Linked DNA regions of Homo sapiens: region 2 is linked to region 1. Evidence: read pairs that join two places in POLR2A ChIA-PET (ENCODE). Cell type or tissue: OCI-LY7. All regions are shown on one strand. Links, peaks and the distances in the headings refer to the core of each region. The heading gives the core; the rest is flanking DNA. Region 1 overlaps SIK2 (salt inducible kinase 2). Region 2 overlaps SIK2 (salt inducible kinase 2).

What was found. ChIA-PET counts read pairs that join two places held together with the same protein. Peaks named below come from ENCODE experiments on the same cell type or tissue, not always from the same donor. Only the 100,000 strongest peaks of a DNase experiment are listed, where the experiment ranks them.
Region 2: POLR2A ChIA-PET joins it to region 1 with 5 read pairs; 5 of 35 experiments call an interaction of 5 or more read pairs at or near these places.

The regions. Positions count from the first base shown.
Region 1 is chr11:111,712,674-111,718,058 of GRCh38, reverse strand. All of the region lies in intron 9 of SIK2 (salt inducible kinase 2), which reads right to left. It also overlaps a transcript of PPP2R1B not described here. Among named protein-coding and RNA genes, the nearest start is that of PPP2R1B, 51 kb to the left of the region's middle. In OCI-LY7, for the core only: no CTCF peak of the experiment used is centred there; a DNase peak (open chromatin) is centred at 2,448; H3K4me3 peaks cover 927 bases; H3K27ac peaks cover 1,612 bases.
Region 2 is chr11:111,642,781-111,648,165 of GRCh38, reverse strand. All of the region lies in intron 3 of SIK2 (salt inducible kinase 2), which reads right to left. Among named protein-coding and RNA genes, the nearest start is that of SIK2, 43 kb to the right of the region's middle. In OCI-LY7, for the core only: no CTCF peak of the experiment used is centred there; no DNase peak of the experiment used is centred there.

The DNA.
Region 1 (5,385 bases), core at 236-5,235:
TACGTGTGCAGGATGTGCAGGTTTGTTACATAGGTAAACGTGTGTCATGGTGGTTTGCTGCACCTGTCAACCTATCACCTAGGTATTAAGCCCTGCATGCATCAGCTATTCTTCCTGATGCTCTCCCTCCCATTGCCCCCCTAACAGGCCCCAGTGTGTGTTGTTCCCCTCCATGTGTCCATTCAACTCCTACTTATACGTGAGAACATGTGGTGTTTGGTTTTCTGTTCAGCTGAGGATAATGGCTTCCAGCTCCATTCATGTCCCTGCAAAGGACATGATCTCATTCCTTTCTATGTATGCATGGTATTCCATGGTGTATATGTACCACATTTTCTTTATCCAGTCTATCACTGATGGGCATTTGGGTTGATTCCATGTCTTTGCTGTTGTGAATAGAGCTGCAACGAGCAGACTCATGCATGTATCTTTATAATAGAATGATTTACATTCCTTTGGGTATATACCCAGTAATGGGATTGCTGGGTCAAATGGTATTTCTGCCTCTAGATCCTTGAGGAATTGCCACACTGTCTTCCACAATGGTTGAACTAATTTACACTCCCACTAACAGTGTAAAAGTGTTCCTTTCTCTCTGCAACCAGGCCAGTATCTGTTGTTGTTGACTTTTTAATAATTGCCATTCTGACTGGCATGAGATAGTATCTCATTGTGGTTTTGATTTGCATTTCTCTAATGATCAGTCATGTTGAGCTTTTTTTTTTTTTTTTTTTTTTTTTTGAGACGGAGTCTCGCTCTGTCGCCCAGGCTCTGGAGTGCAGTGGTGAGATCTCAGCTCACTGCAAGCTCTGCCTCCCAGGTTCACGCCATTCTCCTGCCTCAGCCTCCCGAGTAGCTGGGACTACAGGCGCCCATCACCACGCCCGGCTAATTTTTCTTGCATTTTTAGTAGAGATGGGGTTTCACCATGTTAGCCAGGATGGTCTCGATCTCCTGACCTCGTGATCCGCCTGCCTCAGCCTCCCAAAGTGCTGGGATTACGGGCGTGAGCCACCACACCCGGCCGCTGTTGAGCTTTTTTTCATATGTTTGTTGGCTGTATGAGGTCTTCTTTTCAGAAGTGTCTGTTCTTGTCCTTTGCCCACTTTTTAATGGGGATTTTTCTTGTAAATTTGTTTAAGTTCCTTATGGGCTGGATATTAGACCTTTGTCAGATGGATAGATTGCAAAAATGTTCTCTCATTCTGTGGGTTGTCTGTTCAGTGTTTCTTTTCATGCAGGTTCTTTTTTTATCCTTAATATTTTTACTGAGTCACACAAAATACCCGGCAGTACCCCTGAATTTACGGTTTTACTTAAATTGTCAGTTTATACATTTATTTTCTCATCTAGACTACAAGAGGAATTATGTCTTTTATTACAAAATATTTGCTGAGTTCGATTTTATCCTGGGACAGCTAGAAAACAATGACTTGATTTTTCATTGATCTGATTTTTCTTCTTCTTTTTTCTTTTTTTGGTGAGACAGAGTCTCACTCTGTCGCCCAGGCTGGAGCGCAGTGGTGCAATCTGGGCTCACTGCAACCTCCATCTCCCAGGTTCAAGCAATTCTCCTGCCTCAGCCTCCTCAGTAGCTGGGATTACAGGCACGCACCACCATGCCTGGCTAATTTTTGTATTTTTAGTAGAGTTGGGGTTTTGCCATGTTGGCCAGGCTGTTCTTGAACTCCTGACCTCAGGTGATCCACCCAGCCTCCCAAAGTGCTGGATTACAGGTGTAAGCCACCGCACCTGGCCAGATGTATATCCTTTTCAGACCTTGTGTGTACTACCTTTGTCATAAAAAAAGTTATTAAAAATGTAAGTAGACACGAAACACCTCCACTGTGTCTGCATTTTCAGGGTCTACCCTCACAGTTCCCTTCTGCTATCCAGCTATGAAGGGGGTAATTCGGAAAATCCTTTTATTACATTTCAAATAAAAATGCTAAAAATGGGCTGGGCATGGTGGCTCATGCCTGTAATCCCAGTACTTTGGGAGGCCAAGGCGGGCAGATCACCTGAGGACAGGAGTTCGAGACCAGCCTGGCCAACATGGCAAAACCCCATCTCTACTAAAAGTACAGAACTTAGCTGGGTGTGGTGGCAGGCGCCTGTACTCCCAGCTACTCAGGAGTCTGAGGCAGGAGAATCGCTTGAACCCGGGGGGCGGAGGTTGCAATGAGCTGAGATCGTGTCACTGCACTCCAGCCTGGGTGACAAGAGTGATACTCCATCTCAAAAAAAAAAAAAAAAAAAAAAAAAGCTAAAAATGACTCAAGTGTGCGTGTATATGTATGTATATAAAATTCCTTATTAAAAAGAGATACTTGAAGTAGATTTATTCTACAAGGTTTATGCATCTGCCCTCCCATATGGCCCCCATGTCATCTGTGGATCTCAGTTCCTGTTTGGAACACCTGATCCAACCATTCTTATCTAGAGTTGGGCAACTATCTCAGAAAGGCAATATTTTTTTGAAACTGCAAACCAAAGTTTCCATTCAGACTCCCCAAGGGATTTTACTGACAATTTTAAGCACTGAAGATTTCTGGGAGGGAAGGAGAGCTGAAGTCTCTTTGAGATGCACAATACCTGTCCCCAGTTGAGAGGAGAAATGCAAGTATCAATACATGCAGCAATGAAGCATCAATCAGAAAACAACAAATGGGTGTTACAGTAAATGCACATGAGGCAGTCTCAATAAAAAGGGAACTGTGTCTCTGATAAGTTTTTCTGTGTGTGTGTGTGCACTTATTTATGGGCCCCAAGAAAGAGGTCTTAGGGAGGGAAGAGGGACAAGCGTTTTTGCTGACATAAATAAAACGGTCCACAAAGAAGCCCGGAGGATGTCTATGGCCTGACTGAGTGCCAGCATGGCATTGCCAGTGTGGGTGACCAGCTCCAGCGTGGCACTGCTCTTCCTACAAATGCAAATATACCATCTAGCTCCTGTCTATATCTTTTGCAAAATCATTCATTTCCTGCCTGTTTTCTGGTTACAGTAACAATCACAAGCTTTAAAAATAGCTTGCCCTATATAATACAGCAGTCAGTGCCCAATCTGTGTTTTAGGCCTGATGCCCTCACAGACAAGCCTTTAGTCAACTGCATTTTAATTCTTTTGAGGGAATTACATCTTTAAAATAAATGAATGATGCTGCCTTAATTTATGTCTAACTTTCTGAGTGGGACTGTAGTAGCAACCACAGACAGAGAAGAAAGACTGTCCCTAGGCAGTGGACTCATCCTTAGGGGCCCAGACACTAAATCCTTTCGGTCAACACTGGCTTGTGGCAGCCTCGCACTGAGCTGCCTGTTGTGGGCTACGCTTGGCTGAACTCATGGTCGGCCTTCTTGAATCTGCCCTGCCTTTAGTTCTCCATTTCTGAAAATGGCTCTCACCCTCCATCTAGGCTCAAAATCTTGTTACTGGTTTGGACTTCTCCCTAGACCTTAATAGTCTATCAATTTTATCTGCACCATCTCTATCTGCCACTATTCTAGTTCAGGCCTCATCACCTCCCTCCTGGACACGTGCTCTAACCTGTCTTCCTGGTCACCAGTTTCTCCCCTGCACCGGGGCACACACAGTGATATGCAGGCTAACTTTCTGATGTGCAACATGGATCCCAGAGCTTCCTTGCTCAAATATCTTCAGCAGTTTCCTACTCCCCTAACAACTGTTCCTTCAGTTGTTTCAACTGATACCAAACCCTATCCCCATATTGAAAGCACTCGCTTAGGGAAAACATCTAAATTTCTTGGCTTGCCATTTAATGCTAACCTCCTCCATCTTTATTTCACACAGCTTCCCTGCATGTGCCCTTTTCCTCAGACCATCTGAACCCTTCTCTATGGAGATGGACTTAGGCTTCCCTAGTACTTGCTTTTTCAGTCTTGTCTCCACTGTAGACATCACTCCTCACCCCCGGTTTCCAGCCACCTGTCCTGGGTCTACCCGTCTTTCAATCCTCAGTTCTGACAGTTAAACCGGACTTTCCTGATCAAACAGCTAAAAGCAACTTCCCCTGCCTCGTTCTGATTTATACTTCCTTAAAGGACTGATCATATTTTATTTATTTTTTTTTTGAGATGCAGTCTTGCACTGTCGCCTGGGCTGGCATGCAATGGCACGATCTCGGCTCACTGCAACCTCCACTTCCTGGGTTCAAGCAATTCTCTTGCCTCAGCCTCCCGAGTAGCTGGGATTACAGGCGCCCGCAACCTCCCCAAGCTAATTTTTGTATTTTTAGTAGAGACGGAGTTTCGCCATGTTGGCCACGCTGGTCTTGAACTCCTGACGTCATGATCTGTCCGCCTTGGCCTCCCAAAGTGCTGCGATTACAGGCGTAAGCCACCATGCCCGGCCCATATTTTATCTTTTATCAATTTATTCAGCACCTGGCGCTGTCTTTCAGTATGTATAATGTTTCTTCTGCTAGGCTATAGTGGACTCTGGAGAGGCAGAGTTCATGTCTCACTCATCTTTTTATTATCTAAAGAGGCTAAAAAGACAGGAAACCATTATTTATTATCTATAATCTGTCCCAAACCTCACACACATTATCTCAATTAATCCTCATAATAGTCTCATAAAGTTGGTGTTCTCCTTTTATATAAGAGAAAACTGAGGTTCAAAGAGTTTTGTTACGTGGCCCAAGTTCACACTAAGAGGAGGTCTATTTTGAACACGCTCCAAGACCTGTGTTTTCTATGACACTCTACTACCCATTATTATGATCTTCTATACATCGCTTATGCTAAGTATATATAATACACATTGGAAGTTAAAGAGACATCTATGAATGAGAGAAGCTGTCATCTTCTGTATCCTAAATGCCAACTTCATTCCACATACTAACTTTTATTTTTATTAATTTATTAATTTTTTGAGATGGAGTCTCACTCTGTCACCCAGGCTGGAGTGTGGTGCTGTGATCTCGGCTCACTGCCACCTCGGCCCCCTGGGCTCAAGACATTCTCGTGCCTCAGCCTCCTGAGTAGCTCAGATTACAGGTGTGTACCACCACGCCTGGCTAATTTTTTGTATTTTAGTAGAGATGGAGTTTCACCATGTTGCCCAAGGTGGTCTGGAACTCCTGAGCTCAGGCAATCTGCCCGCCTCGGCCTCCCAAAGTGCTGGGATTACAGGCTTGAGCCACTGTGCCTGGCCCAGCACATTAACTTTTAAACATTTCCAAATTGGACAAAAACACATGTATAACTGATCACAAAAGACGGCCCATCATTTTGTACCTGAGGTACCTATGCAGAAGAGCAGCAATAGTAATCAAATAAAGCCCAATTTGGCATGAAAGTTAATTTTTTTGTTTTCAGCATTAATTTGTTAGGGAAAAAACAAACAAACAAACAAACCAAACA
Region 2 (5,385 bases), core at 310-5,309, 70 kb after region 1:
TACAACTATGTTTTAAAATCTCTTAATTACTTATTTTTATTTTTTCTTTATTTTTTCTTTTTTTGACTGCAAGCTCATCCTTAAACAACTTATTTTTTAACATTACAGATTCCCTAATTCCAAGGGTAATTCTTTTTCCAGCTGCATTTGATTTAGAAAGAGAAATTTCATTTACTATATGATAAAAATGGAATACTCCATTTTTGAGACTGCAGACTTATTTTCATCTATAAATAGAAAAAAAGTAAAAAAACCATCTTCATGACAAAAAAGGAGGTTTTTCTTTTTCTTTTTTTTTGAGACAGAGTCTCGCACTGTCACCCAGGCTGGAGTGCAGTGGCACAATCTCAGCTCACTGCAAGCTCCGCCTCCCAGGTTCATGCCATTCTCCTGCCTCAGCCTCCCAAGTAGCTGGGACTACAGGTGCCTGCCACCACGCCCGGCTAATAATGTTTTGTATTTTTAGTAGAGATGGGGTTTCACCGTGTTAGCCAGGATGGTCTCGATCTCCTGACCTCGTGATCTACCTGCCTCAGCCTCCCAAAGTGCTGGGATTACAGGCTGTGAGCCACCGTGTTCAGCCTTTTTTTTTTTTTTTTTTTTCGAGATGGGGGTCTCCCTCTGCCACCCAGGCTAGAGTGCAGTGATGTGACTATGGCCACTGCAGTCTCAATGCCAACATGCCTGGCGTATTTTTTGTATTTTTTGTAGATGTGGGATTTCGCCATGTTGCCCAGTCTGGAAAAAAGGGGTATTTTGGCTAACTGTATCTAAATCTAGTACTCAAATAAAAAAATCTGATTGATGATTTAATCTGTCATATGTCTGGAGGGAAATCTGTAATAAAACTTTGGCCAGGCAATCTCATTTCTAGTAATTTATCTTAAAGAAATAATTAAGAACATGTTCAAAGATTTAGTTTCAAGGATATTCATGGTAATGCTGTTTATAATAGTGAAAAAACTGGAAGTAATCTAAATGCCCATCAACAAAGAATTGGTTAAATACATTATGGCATGTTTAATTGATGGACTACTATAACAGTTAAAAAATAATTTTATAGGAATGTATTTATTGACTTGAAAATATTTTCATATTAACTGAAGATACAGGGTTACAAAACTATACTTATATTTTTAAAGTAGTTAAACATGTATCTATCATATGATCCAGCCATTTTATTCCCAAGTATTCAACCAAGAGAAAAGAAATCATATGTTTATAAATGGATTTGTATGTGAATATTTACAGCAACTTTATTTGTAATAGCCAGAAACTGAAAACTACCAAAATATTCATCAACAGGTGAATGGATAAACAAATTGTGGCAAATGCACACAAGAGACAACAACTCAGCAATAAAAAGGAATGAATCACAGATACAAGCATCACCATGGATGAATCTCGAAAAGTTATGCTGAGTGAAAGAAACCAGACAAAATTAAGAATATACATTATGTGATTCTATTTCTATTAAATTCTAGAATATACAAGCTAATCTATGTACAGCTGTAGTGACAGAAAACAGATCAGTGGTTGCCCGGGGGTGAGGGGATAAGAAGGAGCAGGCAGGAGGGAAAGATGAAAAAGGGACATTGAGGAAACTTAGGGGTGGTGGACACATTCACTGTCTTGATTGTGGTGATGGCTTCATGGGTTAATACATATGCCATAAGTGTTCAAGTTGAATACTTTATTTTATTTATTTATTTATTTAGAAAGGAGTTTCACTCTTGTTGCCCAGGCTGGAGTGCAATGGTGCAATCTCAGCTCACTGCAACCTCTGCCTCCTGGGTTCAAGCGATTCTCCTGCTTCAGCCTCCCAAGTAGCTGGGATTACAGGCATGCGCCACCACACCTAGCTAATTTTGTATTTTTAGTAGAGATGCGGTTTCACTATATTGGTCAGGCTGGTCTCAAACTCCTGACCTGAGGAGATCCACCCACCTTGGCCTCCCAAAATGCTGGGATTACAGGCATGAGCCACCATGCCCGGCCAAGCTGAGTACTTTAAATGCATAGTTTATTGTATGTCAATCATACCTCAATAAAGCTGTAAAATATACACATACACTCATGTGCGCGCACATGCACTAAAACTATACTTAATGCTATCATCACACTGCTTTTGTTTGAAATATAAAACACAAATGAAAGTGTCTAAAACATAAATGTGCAGTTTAGTGAATTATTATAAATACCTACATAACCACCATGAAGGTCAAGAAATAAAAAATTACCAGAACTCCAGAAGCACCTCCCCCATACTTCCCTTTCTAATCACAACTTCCTCCCTCTCGCCCCCACAGGGAGTCCTATTCTGATTTTATGGTAGTTGCTTCTTTGTCTTTTTTTTTTTTCTTGCTCTTGTTGCCCAGGCTAGGGCGCAATGGCATCATCTCGGCTCATTGCAACCTCCGCCTCCTGGGTTCAAGTGATTCTCCTCCCTTAGCCTCTCAAGTAGCTGGGATTACAGGCATGCGCCACCATGCCTGGCTAATGTTTTTAGTAGAGATTTGGTTTCTCCACGTTGGTCAGGCTGGTCTCGAACTCCCAACCTCAGGTGATCCACCCACCTTGGCCTCCCAAAGTGCTGGGATTACAGGCATAAGCCACTGTGCCTGGCCTGTTTTTTGTTTTTTAAAAGTAATTTTACTACGCACATAGTCCTAAACTACATACCTTAGTTTTGGATTTTACATACATAGAAGGTATTCTTCTGTGTCTGCTTTCCTTCCCTCAACAATATGTTTTTACGAGTCATTCACATTGAGTGTAGTACACTGGCTTTTGTTGCTGTATTGTATGACTATACTACAAAGTATTGAGCCATTCTACTGTTGATGGACATTTTGTTGTTTCCAGTTTTGAACTATTGAAAATAACACTGCTATGAATGTTCTTTTAGGTGCATCTGGCTTATATGTACATGAAATAGGGTAAAACTTCAGGGTCATAGGATATATTTGCTTTTCATTTTACTTAATAATTTATATGTCACCAGTAGTATGTAAGAGTACCTGTTGATCCATATCCATGTGTTATCTCCACAGCACTTGTTGCTACCTGAAATTTTCTTGCTTATGTTTACTTGTTTAACATCTTCCCTCAGTCTCTATTATACCTCCATGAGAGCTGGGAGTTGGCCTGACTTGTCCCCTGCTCTACTCTTTGCACATGAACAGTGACTGAAACAATGCTTGACACTCGACAGGCTCTGAACAAGTATTTGTTGAATTACTAGAAGAATAAATGAAAATCCCAGCCCATTAGTAACTTCAGCCAGGAGTTTAGCAGAAGGACAACTGCGTTACTCAGTGACTCAAAAAATGCTTATGTTATATATAAAAAATGGATACATAATAACTTATATATGAGATTCCAACTATGGAAACCTATGTATATATATGTGAAGAATAAAGAGCTTTTAAGTGTGTTAGTTTAAAAACTTGCAAATCAAATTCCTCATACAACGTGGCAGCAAAACTTCATAACAGTTTCTGAGCTTTTTAGTTTTCCTCTTCTTCAGATTCCTTTGTTTTGCAGTATGAGACATACTGTATGTTTAGAATATAAGATGAGAAATAAACTAACAGGTAACTGTAGCAGTTACATTACAAGCAAATTTAAATTTTCCAAAACTAGTAATGATAATAAAGCTTAAGCAGTTGAAAGGTGGGATGCAGTCACTCAGAAAACGAGATACGTGCCTGTGGCTGTATTTTACGGCCACAATTTTTTCAAATTTTACATTTGAAAAAAACCTTTTTTTTTAAATGTAAAAAAAGTTTCCTTTGGCTTTACTCCTTTCAGGAAAATAAGGATTTCGGATTTCTCTTTCTTTTCTTTTTTCTTTCTTTCTTTTTTTTTTTTTTTTTGAGATGGAGTCTCGCTCTGTCGCCAGGCTGGAGTGCAGTGGCGTGATCTCGGCTCACCACAACCTCCGCCTCCTGGGTTCAAGTGATTCTCCTGCCTCAGCCTCCCAAGTAGCTGGGACTACTGGCACAAGTCACCATGCCCGGCTAATTTTTTTTGTATTTTTAGTAGAGATGGGGTTTCACTATGTTGGCCAGGCTGTTCTCGGACTCCTGACCTCGTGATCCGCTCGCCTCAGCCTTCCAAAATGCTGGGATTACAGGTGTTAGCCACCACGCCTGGCCTCTTTTCTTTCTTTCTTTTTTTTGAGATAGGGTCCCACTCTGTCACCCCAACTGGAGTGCAGTGGCACAATCACAGCTCACTGTAGCCTCGACCTCCTGGGCTCAAGTGATCCTCCCACCTAAGCCTCATGAGTAGCTGGGGCTACAGCTGCACAGCACCATGCCTAGCTAATTCTAAAACGCCCAATGAACAGTTCTTTTTTTTTTTTTTGTCACCCAGGCTTGAGTGCAATGGTGTGATCTTGGCTCACTGCAACCTCTGCCTCCCAGGTCCAAGGGATTTTCCTGCCTCTCAGCCTCCTGAGTAGCTGGGAGTACAGGCGCGCACCACCATGCCCAGCTAATTTTTGTATTTTTAGTAGAGACGGGGTTTCACCATGTTGGCCAGGCTGGTCTTGAACTCTTAACCTCAGGTGATCTGCCAGTCTCGGCCTCCCAAAATGTTGGGATTACAGGCGTGAGCCACCGTGCCCAGCCTATACATTTGCAATGATTGCCTGTCTACTCTACATTTTCAAATATAATTAACTTTTTTTTTTTTAAGTTCTGGGATACAATGGCAGAACGTACAGGTTTGTTACATAGGTATACGTGTGCCATGGTGGTTTGCTGCATTTATCAACCCATCATCTAGGTTTTAAGCCCTGCATGCATTAGCTATTTGTCCTGATACTCTCCCTCCCCTCGCCCCCAACCTTCCAACAGGCCCTGGTGTGTGTTGTTCCCTTCCCTAAAATATAATAAATTTTTAAAGCAAAACAAATCCTACTCATCATTTAGTTACTTAATGCCTAGGATGTGCAAAAGCACTTTACTAGGGGTTGAGGATATAGTAAATGAATAAGAAATAGATCCTGCCCTCAAGAAAATCACAGTGGGTTGAAGAAAGATACATAAACCAATAATAATAGTACTTTACAATAGACAAAACCATGAGAATGAAAGAAAGGCCTCTTTTAACTAGCGGACAGATGAGAAGGTTTCACAAATAAAGTGAAATCTGAACTGAGCTATAAAAAAAACGAAGAAATTTTGCCTGGTGAAAATAAGGGTGAGGGAATTATAGAGTTGCAACAATAAGAATATATATTTGGTCTTTGTCTCCACTTCCAAACAGAGAGCTTCTAAAACCTATGGTATTCCTAAGTGACAGGAATATCTTTTGTTACTTGTAACAAGCCCCTTTCAACCACACTAGAGTTTATGCTAATGAGGTGACTAGTGG